Linked DNA regions of Homo sapiens: region 2 is linked to region 1. Evidence: chromatin contacts called from ENCODE Hi-C data. All regions are on one chromosome and are shown on one strand. Each heading gives the region's core, a stretch centred on a gene start or an enhancer-like site at or near the end of the contact. The rest is flanking DNA. Distances are from core to core; before and after follow the strand shown.

Region 1 (5,212 bases), core at 1,161-3,660:
ACCAGCTCTGACCAGGACACACCCTGCGTGTGACAGGAGGGCAGTTCCTGAGTTTTGCAACCCCAAGCCCAGCTCCCCACTGGCAGCCTGGGCCCACTGGCCTTCCTGGGATCCTTCTCATGCCTCTGTCACTGTCATTCAGCATCCTCAGCCCACCCACTTGCCATCCCATAAGCTGGCGGTGCTCCCTCTATGTCTTTGCTCACACCGCACTTACTGCCTGGGGCTCTGGTCTCCCTCCCCTGCCTGGAGAACTCTGCTCCTCCTTCCTAGCCCGTCTCCCTCTGGCATCTCTTCCTCCACCATCTCCCTGCCCTGTGCTCCTGCAGCAGGCCGCTCATGTCTTTACGTCTGTATGAACTCACCCAGGGCATCACGTGAGGGCTGTGGGATGCTGCCTGACTCCCAGGTAGGGACTCACCTACCTCTGTACCCACCATACCTAGCAACCACAAGGCACCACCTATGCATGGCTGGGAGAGAATATCACAGACCCAGATCCCAGGGTCTGGGACACAGCACTCAGAAAATGTGACTAGTGTTGAATCAAGCAAATGGATTATTTTGTTCTCATTTTATCAGAATGCTCTATTTCCCAAGTTGCCATTGAAAGAAACCATCCAACTTTGTTAGTTTCCTTTCTCAGTCTCCTACCTGGACATCAGGCAGGAGCCCAGTATTCTCTGCACGCTCACACTCTGTGCTCACTCTGCTGCGCACGTCACACGTGGACATACATGGATCTTTCCCACGGAGGTGAGAGCCAGGGTATTGGCAGCCCCTAGGAAGAGAGAAGCTCGCCTCTCACGAGCACAGAACTACTCTTCTTTCCTTGTCTTCCCACGTCCCATTGTGTCCTTTCCAGGGGACTATGAGCCCCAGGATGGAATTGTGCAACTGGTGCCATTGATGTCCTTAGGAAATCGGAACCCGTTTCTGGAATTCTTGACAGTGAGTGGCAGAATTCCAGTGGGCAGAGACCCAGGAACCTGGGGCCCCAGTGAAGTCACCTGTGTGTCTTTGTTAATTGCTTGCATGGGAGAAATTCCTTATGGGGTGTGATCGTTCTCGGGAGACAGGAAATGAATGTCCAATCAAGATAATGCAGCATATTCTGGATTAAGGTCTCGAAGTGACAGTTCCACCCAGAAGTTTCTGGTGCTCTTAAAAGTTCAGCATGACAGGCTGAGGCACGTGGGTCTTTCCAGGTGCACCTCAGGGGACAGAGTACCTGGCTGACCTCCCTGGCTGAACATACTTCCTGGGGACAGGTTGTGAAAGCTGACTCCAGAGCCTGCCTGGACAAGGAACATGAAAGGGCGACCCTGCACAGGGAAAGGCACGGTCAGTGGGGACAGAACTGTAGCAGAGTTCTAGCCATGCCTGGGGAGTGGTGCAGAGGGAGGTGGGGTTAGAGCCAGGCCATAGGTCAGGGAAAGGAAGTAGGGCCACACTGTAGACCCTCTAAGCAGAGGCTCAGACACTTGGACGGTAGCCAGTAGGCCATGGGGAGCCATAGAGGGTGGTGCAGGGAGGGACACAGTCAGGGCCATGTGCTCAGATCCCTCTGGCGTCAATGTGGAAAATGAGCTGGGGGAGGCAGTAGGGAGTGTGCAGTGTCCAGGCGAGAGTGCGTGCAGCCTCACCAGGAAGACCAGGAAGCGGCACTCAATGAATCTACATTTTACGCATGAAAAGAAGGGAGTGAGGGGAGCCAAAATTCTGCATTCATCTCCCACTCACTAAATCTACAGTTTACACAAGCTAAAGTAAGCATGCGACACTGCAGCTATCTGTTTGGGAAGAAAAGGAAGGCAGTTTTTGCCTGACTCAGTTTCTGAGCTTAACTTTCGCTTTGGCATGGTGAGTTTGAGGTCCTGGCATTTTGTTTTTCTTTCACACCGTGAGGCTCAGGCCGGGGAAGCAGGGCAACTTTCTCTAGAGGAAGGCAGAGGAGGGGCCCTTCGCTCGTGGGGTGTGGAGGGGAGGCCTGTGGTGTGGTGTGGGGTGCTGGGCTTGAGGTAGACGGGCCTGGTGGCGCCCCAGCTCTGCCCTGTGACCTTGGATGAGTCCCGGCCTTTCCCGAGGCGCATGCCCCATCCACTGCAGGATGAGGTAATACCCACCTCCCCAGGCTGTGAGGAGCTGTAAAGGCGCTGAAATGCCCTGGTGCCTGGCATGGGGCCCAACATACCTAAGTATTTGCCTGGCCCTCCCCGCACCTGGTTTACAGAGCAGTCGCGTGCCCCAGCCAATCACGAGCAGAAAAGAAGGTACACCCGCACCCCGGGTGCTGGGCCTGGGCAGCACTGGGGTGTGGTAGGGTCTCAGGACACTCACGGAGGGCCTGCCTGTCTGTGTGCGGGTAGGGAGCTGGCTTGGAAACAATAGGGAGGCAAAGGCAGCCCTGCCCCCACCCCCACGAGGCACCACTCCAGGGGCAGAGTTGCTTGCAGACCCTGCTTGCACAGCCCCCATCTGGGCAGATGAGCAGTTAAAATCCTAACACTGAGCCCAGTTCAGGAACAAAATGAGGCCCTGAAATGAATGATCACAGGCCAAGAGAGTGACAATGTCCTGGAGAAGCAGAAAACATCCTGTCCCCAGCCCAGCCCCAGCACACAATCCGGGCGCTGACATAATGAGGTCAGGAGAAGAGGCTGCCATCCTGGCTCGGGGGCTAAAAAGGCCTGGGCCGGGCAGGGGCTGCCAGCCAGGAGGAGCATCCAAGAGGCCCCGCTGGGCACCCTGCCGCGGCTCCTGGACACAGAGCACAGGCCCAGCTGGCAGTCACTCCGGACACTCACTCAGTCCTTGTCACAAGGAGTTCCGAGCAGCAGAATGAGGAAGGGGCCCTGGAAGCTGCCCCTGGTTCCCTGTTATCTTGGTAGGTTTTGATCCAGGAAGGCTCCTCCTCGTGCAAAGAGCTGGCTCCATGGTCCTGCAGGTTCTAGAGGGGATGGCCAGCCTCGGGGACTGCCCAGGGCACCTTCTTGGCTGGAGAGATGGCATCTTGGGAAGCCAGAGACCCTTCTCCCAGGAAATGCCTCGGGGAGCCCACAGCAGAAGGCTTGGTCACCTAAGGGGACACGATTGCTCAGGACTTTGGATTCCTCGTTCTCTTTTCCCTGTGATATCTGAGCCAGTGAGCATAGATGTGGGCTTTTGATGATACCCTCATTGCTGGAAAGGCTGGACTGGAGGAGAGGGCTTGGACCAGAGCCAAATTGGCTTCCTAATACTCCTTCCTCCCTGGATCAGGGATCAACATCCCCCACCAGAGGGTACATTCCTTAGAATTAATAAACCAATGACATGCCATCACCCAAACTCCACAGTTAACATTAGGGGACCACTCCTGGTGCTGGACAGTCTGTGGGTTTGGATAAATACACAATGACATGTATCCACCATTATAGTATCATACAGAATAGTTTCACTGTCCCCCAAATCCCCCGTGCTCCAACTATTCATCCCTCCCTCCCCCAGCCCCTGGCAACGAGTGATCTTTTCACCATCTCCATAGTTTTGCCTTTCCCAGAATGTCATCTAGCTGGAATCACAGCATGTGGCCTTTTCAGATAGCTTCTTTCTCCTAATAATATGCATTTAAGCTTCCTCCATGTCTGTTCCTGGCTTGAGAGCTCATTTCTTGTCAGCATTGAATAATAGAATATTATTCAGTGCTAAATATTATGTAGCTAAATAATATCCCAAACTGTGGCTGTACCACAACTTACCTACCCACTCACCTACTGAAAGACATCTTGGCTGCTTGCAGGTTTGGAAATTATGTATAAAGCTGCTATAATCATCTGTGTTCAGGCTTTTGTATGGACATACGTTTTCAGCTTCTTTGTGTAAATACCAAGGAGCAAGATAGCTGGAGCATATGGCAAGAGTATGTTTAGTTTTGTAAGAAACTGCTAAGCTGTATTCCAAAGGGCCTGTACCCTTCTGCATTCCCACCAGCAATGGACGAGGCTTCCCAATACTCCACATCCCTGCCAGCATCTGGTGGTTCAGTGTGCTGGATTTTGGCCATACTCATAGGTATGTAGTGGTATCTCATCATCATTATTATTATTTTTTGAGACACAGTTTTGCTCTTGTCGCCCAGGCTGGAGTGCAATGGTGTGATCACTGCAACCTCTGCCTCCCAGGTTCAAGCAATTCTCCTGCCTCAGCCTCCCCAGTTCCTGGGATTACAGGTGCCCACCACCATGCCTGGCTAATTTTTTTGGTATTTTTAGTAGAGACGGGGTTTCACCATAATGGCCAGGCTGGTCTCGCACTCCTAACCTCAAGTGATCCACCTGCCTCGGCCTCCCAAAATGCTAGGATGACAGGCGTGAGCCACCACACTGGCCTCATCGTTATTTTGGATCTGCACTTCCCTGATGGCATATGATGGGCAGCGTCTCTCGTATGCTTATTTGCCATCATCTATGTTCTTTGATGAGGAATCTGTGAAGGCCTTTGGCCCATTTTTAACGGGGCTGTTCGCGTTCTTATTGTTGAGTTTTAAGAGTTCTTTGTATACTTTGGATAACAGTCCTTTATCAGATGTGCCTTTTGCAAATATTTTCTCTCTCTCTGCGGCTTGTCTCACAGTCCGGTCTTCAAATGGCTGCTTCGGATCCCGCAGCAGTAGGGAAGTTGGTGGGGTGGCAGGCTGCAGGGGGTGGTGTGCGGCATCCACCACTTCTGGCGGCTCATCTACAGGGATGGACCACAGCCAGAGCAGGATCTGCGCCCGGATGGCAGCACAGAGCGCGATCGCAGGTGGAAGCTGGTCTGTGTCCGGCAGTGGGACATGCGTGGGAGTGTGCACGAAAACAGGGTGGCCCAGGCATTCCCAATGGGGCAGCCACTAGACATGGTAAACACAGAGGTGAAGAAGCAACACAGAAAAACGTGGGTCATCTAATGAGGAAGGGGAGAATGCAAGACGAAAAGCGATGAGCTGAAGTTGAGACTAAGAGGGCATTTGCACAAGGCTGTAGACTAGGTAGGAATCCACAAAGATACGGAGAATTCTCTTGGGTTGATGGGCTTGAGGGTGGGTTTTTCTCTTTTTCATTTTTCAAACAGTGGATAATGGTCTTATAGATCTTTGTTTATGAAATAATTATTTGTATACAAAATGCCTGATGTCTAACATCTCTGCTGCCTTTCCTGACCACACTAAACGGAGACTTCTACAAAGACA
Region 2 (5,613 bases), core at 302-2,801, 120 kb before region 1:
TAAATGGCCCAAAAAAGGTGGAGGCAGCAGTGCAGGGCCCGGCCGGAGTGGGCATTTGTCACAGTGATTCTGACTACATCTGTACACACGGTGCCGGGAGTGATGCTGCTATGCTGGCTGCCTTCCTTAGCCCAGAGTCCAGCAGGCCTCTTTGTTCTTTACAGAGTTTGCCAAGGTTCCCCAGAGAAACAGAACCAATAGGGTGTGTGTGTGGGGGTGAGGGGGGGTATGTGTGTGTGGGTGTGGGGGTGGGTGTGTTTGTGGGTGGGTGTGTGTGGGTGGGTATGGGGGTGTGTGGGGGGTGGGTGTGGGTATGTGGGTGTAGGTGTGTGGGTGTGTGTGGGGGGTGGGTGTGGGTGTAAGTGTGCGTGTGGGATGTGTGTATGGGTGGGTGTGGGGTGTGGGTGTGTATGGGGGTGTGGGTGTGGGTGTGTGTAGGTGGGTGGGTGTGGGGGTGTGTAGGTGGGTGGGTGTGGGGGTGTGTGTCAGTGTGTGTGGGGGGTGTGTGGGGGGTGGGTATGTGGGTATAGGTGTGGGTGTGGGGGTGTGTGGGGTGGGTGTGTGGGTGTGGGGGGTGTGTATGGGTGTGTGTGTGGGTGTGTGGGGGGTGGGTGTGTGGGGGGTGTGTATGGGGGGTGTGTGTGTGTGGGGGGGTGTGGGTGGGTGTGTGTGGGGGGTGTGTGTGTGGGTGGTTGTGGGGGTGTGGGTGTAGGTGTGTGTGGGGGTGTGTATGGGGGTGTGTGGGTGTGTTTGTGGGTGTGAGTGTGTGGGTGTGGGGGTGTGTATGGGGATGTGTGGGTGTGTGTGTGGGTGTGTGGGTGTGTGTGCCCACACGTGCATGCATAAAGAGATTTATTTGAAGGAATTGGCTCACGTGATTATGGGGACTATCAAGTCCAAAATCTGGCCCAGGAGAGCCAATATTCTTACCCATGTTCTTTCCCATGTTCTCGCCACCCGCCTTTTTTCTCACTGCCGGTCATAGAGGTGACTTGGGCCAGGGCTCGGCTCTGCTGAGTTCCGAGTGTGCCCCAGGGGCTGATGATTGAAAGTCATTTGCATTTAGCTCGGTGCTGGCGTGAATCAGATACTGTCGGGGTACTTGCCACTCAGTGTCACGGAAATGTATTCCCTACGGGGAAATAGTTTGGAAATACCTTCCCTGAAAAGCCTTCTCTACCTTTTGCAGCTGACATTTCCTGTTTTACTTCCCAAATTGCCTGAATTGAGCAGAGTTTGGGAGCTCTGTGGACCCAGGCGCTCCCAGAAGGATGCCCCCCAAGCTTGGAAGGCCACTCTGCATGCGAGCGGCTTCCCTCCGGCTTCTCTGCCCTGGAGCCCCTGTGCCTCCTCCGTGTTCCTCCAGGGGCCTCACACAGGCCCCTTGTGCTGCCCCACAGCTCGGGTGCCCCTGGCCTTGCAGAGATGGTGCCCACAATCTCTGCTGTGAGCCTGCCAAGCCCACACCTTTGGCACGGAGTTGCCTCAGGCTGCCTTCTGTCCTTGTGGGGCTGATGGAAGCGGGTGTCACGGACAGAAATAGCTGCCCTTGCTACATGGTACAAATAGGACTGGCTGTGGCAGAAACCTGGACAGTTTTCTGTTTTCCCTTCATCCTTGCATTTGGTTCCCTCATCCCAGTCCCACTCTGCCCTCGTGAACCCTCAGTCCTTTTACCTCATCGTCCAGTAAGTGTTAGTGGCGCGTCACCGCAGCCAGGCCCTGGGACGGCCCCCAGTGTCAGGACGAGGCAGCTCTGGGGGGCAGACGGCCAGCTTTGCAGGGTCTGCACCCTCATCCTGGGAGCAGAGAGGAGGGAGGGGATCCAGGGAGGGTCCTGGGAGAAGAGCTGAGATGGCTGGTGAACAAGTTAGCATCCTGTGGTTGCTGGCAACAGAAACCAGCTCCTCTGCCTATCTAGACAAAAGTGGCGAACAGTGGAAGAAATGCATGAGGATTGAGGCTTGGGAAGGATGGGGTGCAGGGTGGTTCCGGAATTTAGGCAGGAACGGGATCTAGGAATGGAGGGGTGATACCCCCACCTCGGGAACAGGAGGCCTCTTACACATATCTGCCCCCCGCCACCCCATATTTCATGTGTGCATGGCTCTGTTTGAGGTGGAGGGGAGATAGAGTCTTACTGGCCAGGTGGGGACCCTGTGGCCACCCCTCAGCCTGAGGCTTCCAGGGCAGGGCTGAGACATAGGGTGAGCACCTCCCGGGCAGCCTCCCGGCTCCTTGGAATCTAGGGTGCCTCGTGGAGGAGGGGTGTCAGGGTTTGGATGCAGGTGGGCCCAGCTCTGGGAACTTGAGCCAGTTACCTAATTCTTAAAACTCTCCAACTCCTTGTGCATAAAATGGGGTAATACGATGTACCCTATGGGTTTGTTTTGAGGATAAACTGAGGCAAGTTTATGTGGAAATGCTTGGCACACAGTAGGCATCAAATATGTCTGTTCATGTATCCCTGTGGGAATCGACCTGTGGACCTCAGGCAGTGGGATGTGGGGGTGATAGGAGGGAGCTGTGCCTGCAGCTTGTGCCAGGGTGCAAGTTCCTTCTGTGGCTGCCCTGTGGAAAAGCACATCATCCCTGCTTAGACCCTCGGTTCACTTGGGGCCAGAATCCCTCAGCAGACCTTCTGCTCAATCATGGAGAGAAAGCAACTCCTGGCTTTTAGGAGAGCCCTTGAACTCGAGGTTCCTTTTGCTGCCCTGTAGGTTATTGGCAGGCCGAGTGTTAAAGTCCTTTTCTTCCGTGTCCCCTTGCAGTTTCCCAAAGGCTCTTGTTCCTCCCCGCCCCTGGCACCCACTGTTCTTTTCATTCTTTTCAGTTCTGCCTTTAGAAATAGGACTGAATGCTGGGAGAGCTGCCTTCCCTGTGAGGTCATGAGTTTCATGACACTAATGGGCTTGAAGTGGCCTGTTGTCCGGTCATGTCTTTAGAAGTAGCCTCGTGCGGAACCTGAGCCCCCTGTTGGGCCAGCACAGGGAGAGGCTCAAAGTGCCGTAGCCTGAGACTGTGAGGGGCGTGGGGGCTCAAGAGGAGGGCATAGCCCAGGGAACAGAGGATGCCCAGACCACCCATGAGGGGCACCCGCCTCCCCCATCAGGAACTAGAACACCCCCCACCCCCTCTATGGCCCTCATACTGTGGGGAATGTACTACTTTATTTATTTTTATTTATTGTTATTGTTTCCTTAGAGTCAGGATCTCACTCGGTTGCCCAGGCTGGAGTGCAATGATCACGGCTCACTGCAGCCTTGAATTCCCGGGCTCAATGATCCTCTTACCTCAGCCTCCCAAGTAGCTGGGACTACAGGCACGTGCCACCACACCTGGCTAAATTTTGTTAATTTTTCTTTTTTTGTTGTTGTTGTTCTAGAGACGGGGTTTGCTGTGTTGCTCAGCCTGGCCTCCCTGGTCTCAAACTCCTGGGCTCCACCAATCCACCCGCTTTGGCCTCCCAAAGTGCTGGGGTTACAGCTATGAGCCACCACGTCTGGCCCGAACGTACTACCCCAGTGGCACGGGGGCAGCAGGTGACCTGGAGGCTGAGCCCACAGTGCCTCTGAGCTTTGCCACTTACAGGACTGGAAGGTGACCGCCCCTGATCGTCACCTCCCATTTGTGGCACCGCCCGTCTCACAGTGGGGATAGAGGCCGGCTGTGCTGGCCAAAGTGCTTGCTCACATGTCAGCTGTACCCAGGAGGGACATGCTTCCTAGCTGTACCTCTGGGCCTCAGAGTACTCACAGCGGGGGTGGCCACCGGTCTTGCTGTTTTCTGGGGCAGGTGGAGAGAACAGGGGACCCCATCTGAGGGAGACTGCTCCCCACCGCCATGGCAGGTCTTGGGCTTAATTTTCAGGAGGGCAAAGTGGTGCCTCCCAGCTCCCCGGCCCTGCGCCTGCGTCCTCCCTGAAGTGCGCATCCGCCGACTTGCCTTCCCCGCCTTGGGATCCAGGAGCTCCAGCAGGGGCTGGGCTGGGGGCTCTGTAAGCGGCGAGCTCTGTTCCCTGGGCACTAGTCCCTTTACTTCAGTGGGAGGTGGTGGGGTGGGAAGGGGAAGGAAGGGTTGCATGGGAGGGGACTGTGTGGGGTGATAAACTCAGGTGGGAAGAGTGCTTGCAGGAGGAGGGAGAGTGTAAGGAGGGACATGCCCCGGAGATTATGCTGTGGACTGAATCTTGTGTCCCAAAGTCATATGTTGAAATCCTAATCTCCAAGGTAATGGTGTTAGGAGGTGATTAGGGTATGAGAGTGGAGCCCTTGTGATGGGATTAGTGCCCTTAGAAAAGGGACCCCAGGGAGCTTTTTCACCCCTACGACCCTGTGAGGTTATAGGGAGAAGGCATCATCCATGAACCAGGAAACGGCCTCACCAGACGCTGAATCTGCAGGCGCCTTACAGCCTCCAGAACTGTGAGCAATACATTGTCCTTGTTTGTAGGCCACCCAGTCTTTTTTGCAAGCCACTGGTAGGTTTTCTTAGAGCAGCCCCCACAGACTAAATCTGTAAGCCATGCAATTCATAGTATTTTGTTATAGCAGCATGAACAGGCTAAGACAGGCCGTTTTGGTGAAAGAAGGTGGAGGTGATGGAGGAGGAGCTGAGAGATGCAGGCCCAGGTGTACTGGTATCTGCCTCCGCCACCCACAACACCAAAGGTGGAGACTCAGACCCTGCAGCCGCCTGTGGAAGGGTCACAATCCCCCGGGGCTCACTCCAGGCATTGTTTAGGACTATTAGGAGTGGCTTATTTCATAACTGAACACGCCTTTTTCTTCTTCCTGAAGAACCCCTATGGCCCCAGTCTTTTGAGCAGGCTGTCATCCTTTTATTTTTTTAAAAAAGGACTGTTATAAAAACCAACTATAGGTCAGGCGCGGTGGCTCACGCCTGTAATCCCAGCACTTTGGGAGGCCAAGGTGGGAGAATCACCTGAGGTTGGGAGTTGACGACCAGCCTGGCCAACGTGGTGAAACCTTGTCTCTACTAAAAATACAAAATTAGCAAGGTGTGGTGGTGCATGCCTGTAGTTCCAGCTACCCGGGAGGCTGAGGCAGGAGAATCGGTTGAACCTGGGAGGCGGAGGTTGCAGTGAGCCGAGATCGCGCCATTGCACTCCAGCCTGGGCGACAAGCGCGAAACTCCGGCTCAAAAAAAAAAAAAACAAGCCAATTATGCTCTCAAAAGGATCTCACTCTCCAACCCTCGAACACACACAGCTCCACAGTTAAAAGAAAGTCTCCCTGTACTCGCATCTCACCACCCCATCTAATCCCATGCCCTAGGATGTCAGTATTGTATGAGTGTAGTCTGTGTTCTGTCAGAGCTTTTGCTGTGCTTTAACATATGATACACATTTTAATTTTTACAGAAATAAAATAATGCATGGTATAAACACACTTTTAAAAATTGTTTTGACTTCGCAGTATAGGAGCACCATTCTCTGGCAGCCCAACCTAAATGAACCCCAGAGGCCCGGCCGTTCTTACTCAGAGACTGTTCAGATTTACACCAAAACGCCATCAAAGGAGTCAGAGAGGGAACTCTCCCCAGAGCTCCCAGCCCTCCCCTCCCCCTTCCTCTCCACCTTCCCATTTTTCT

What was found. Hi-C counts contacts between places; a loop is a spot of excess contacts on that map. Pooled maps may share reads with other maps.
Region 2: a loop to region 1 is called in a map of posterior cingulate gyrus, with 2.2 times the contacts of the local background. The contact joins two enhancer-like sites. A Hi-C loop is called at or near these places in 5 of 168 maps with a recorded cell type or tissue (K562, Right ventricle myocardium inferior, cardiac septum and 2 more) and 3 of 50 pooled maps.

Annotation. Positions count from the first base shown.
Region 1 is chr5:178,426,074-178,431,285 of GRCh38, reverse strand. The region is part of intron 2 of COL23A1 (collagen type XXIII alpha 1 chain); the gene reads left to right. Among named protein-coding and RNA genes, the nearest start is that of COL23A1, 160 kb to the left of the region's middle. Within about 2 kb of position 2,410, at least 12 of the 41 ENCODE cell types and tissues checked have a DNase peak (open chromatin) inside an H3K27ac peak, as active enhancers do; they include heart left ventricle, where a contact is called at or near this core.
Region 2 is chr5:178,542,674-178,548,286 of GRCh38, reverse strand. All of the region lies in intron 2 of COL23A1 (collagen type XXIII alpha 1 chain), which reads left to right. Among named protein-coding and RNA genes, the nearest start is that of COL23A1, 45 kb to the left of the region's middle. RefSeq lists a silencer at 3,925-4,219. Within about 2 kb of position 1,551, at least 4 of the 41 ENCODE cell types and tissues checked have a DNase peak (open chromatin) inside an H3K27ac peak, as active enhancers do; they include heart left ventricle, where a contact is called at or near this core.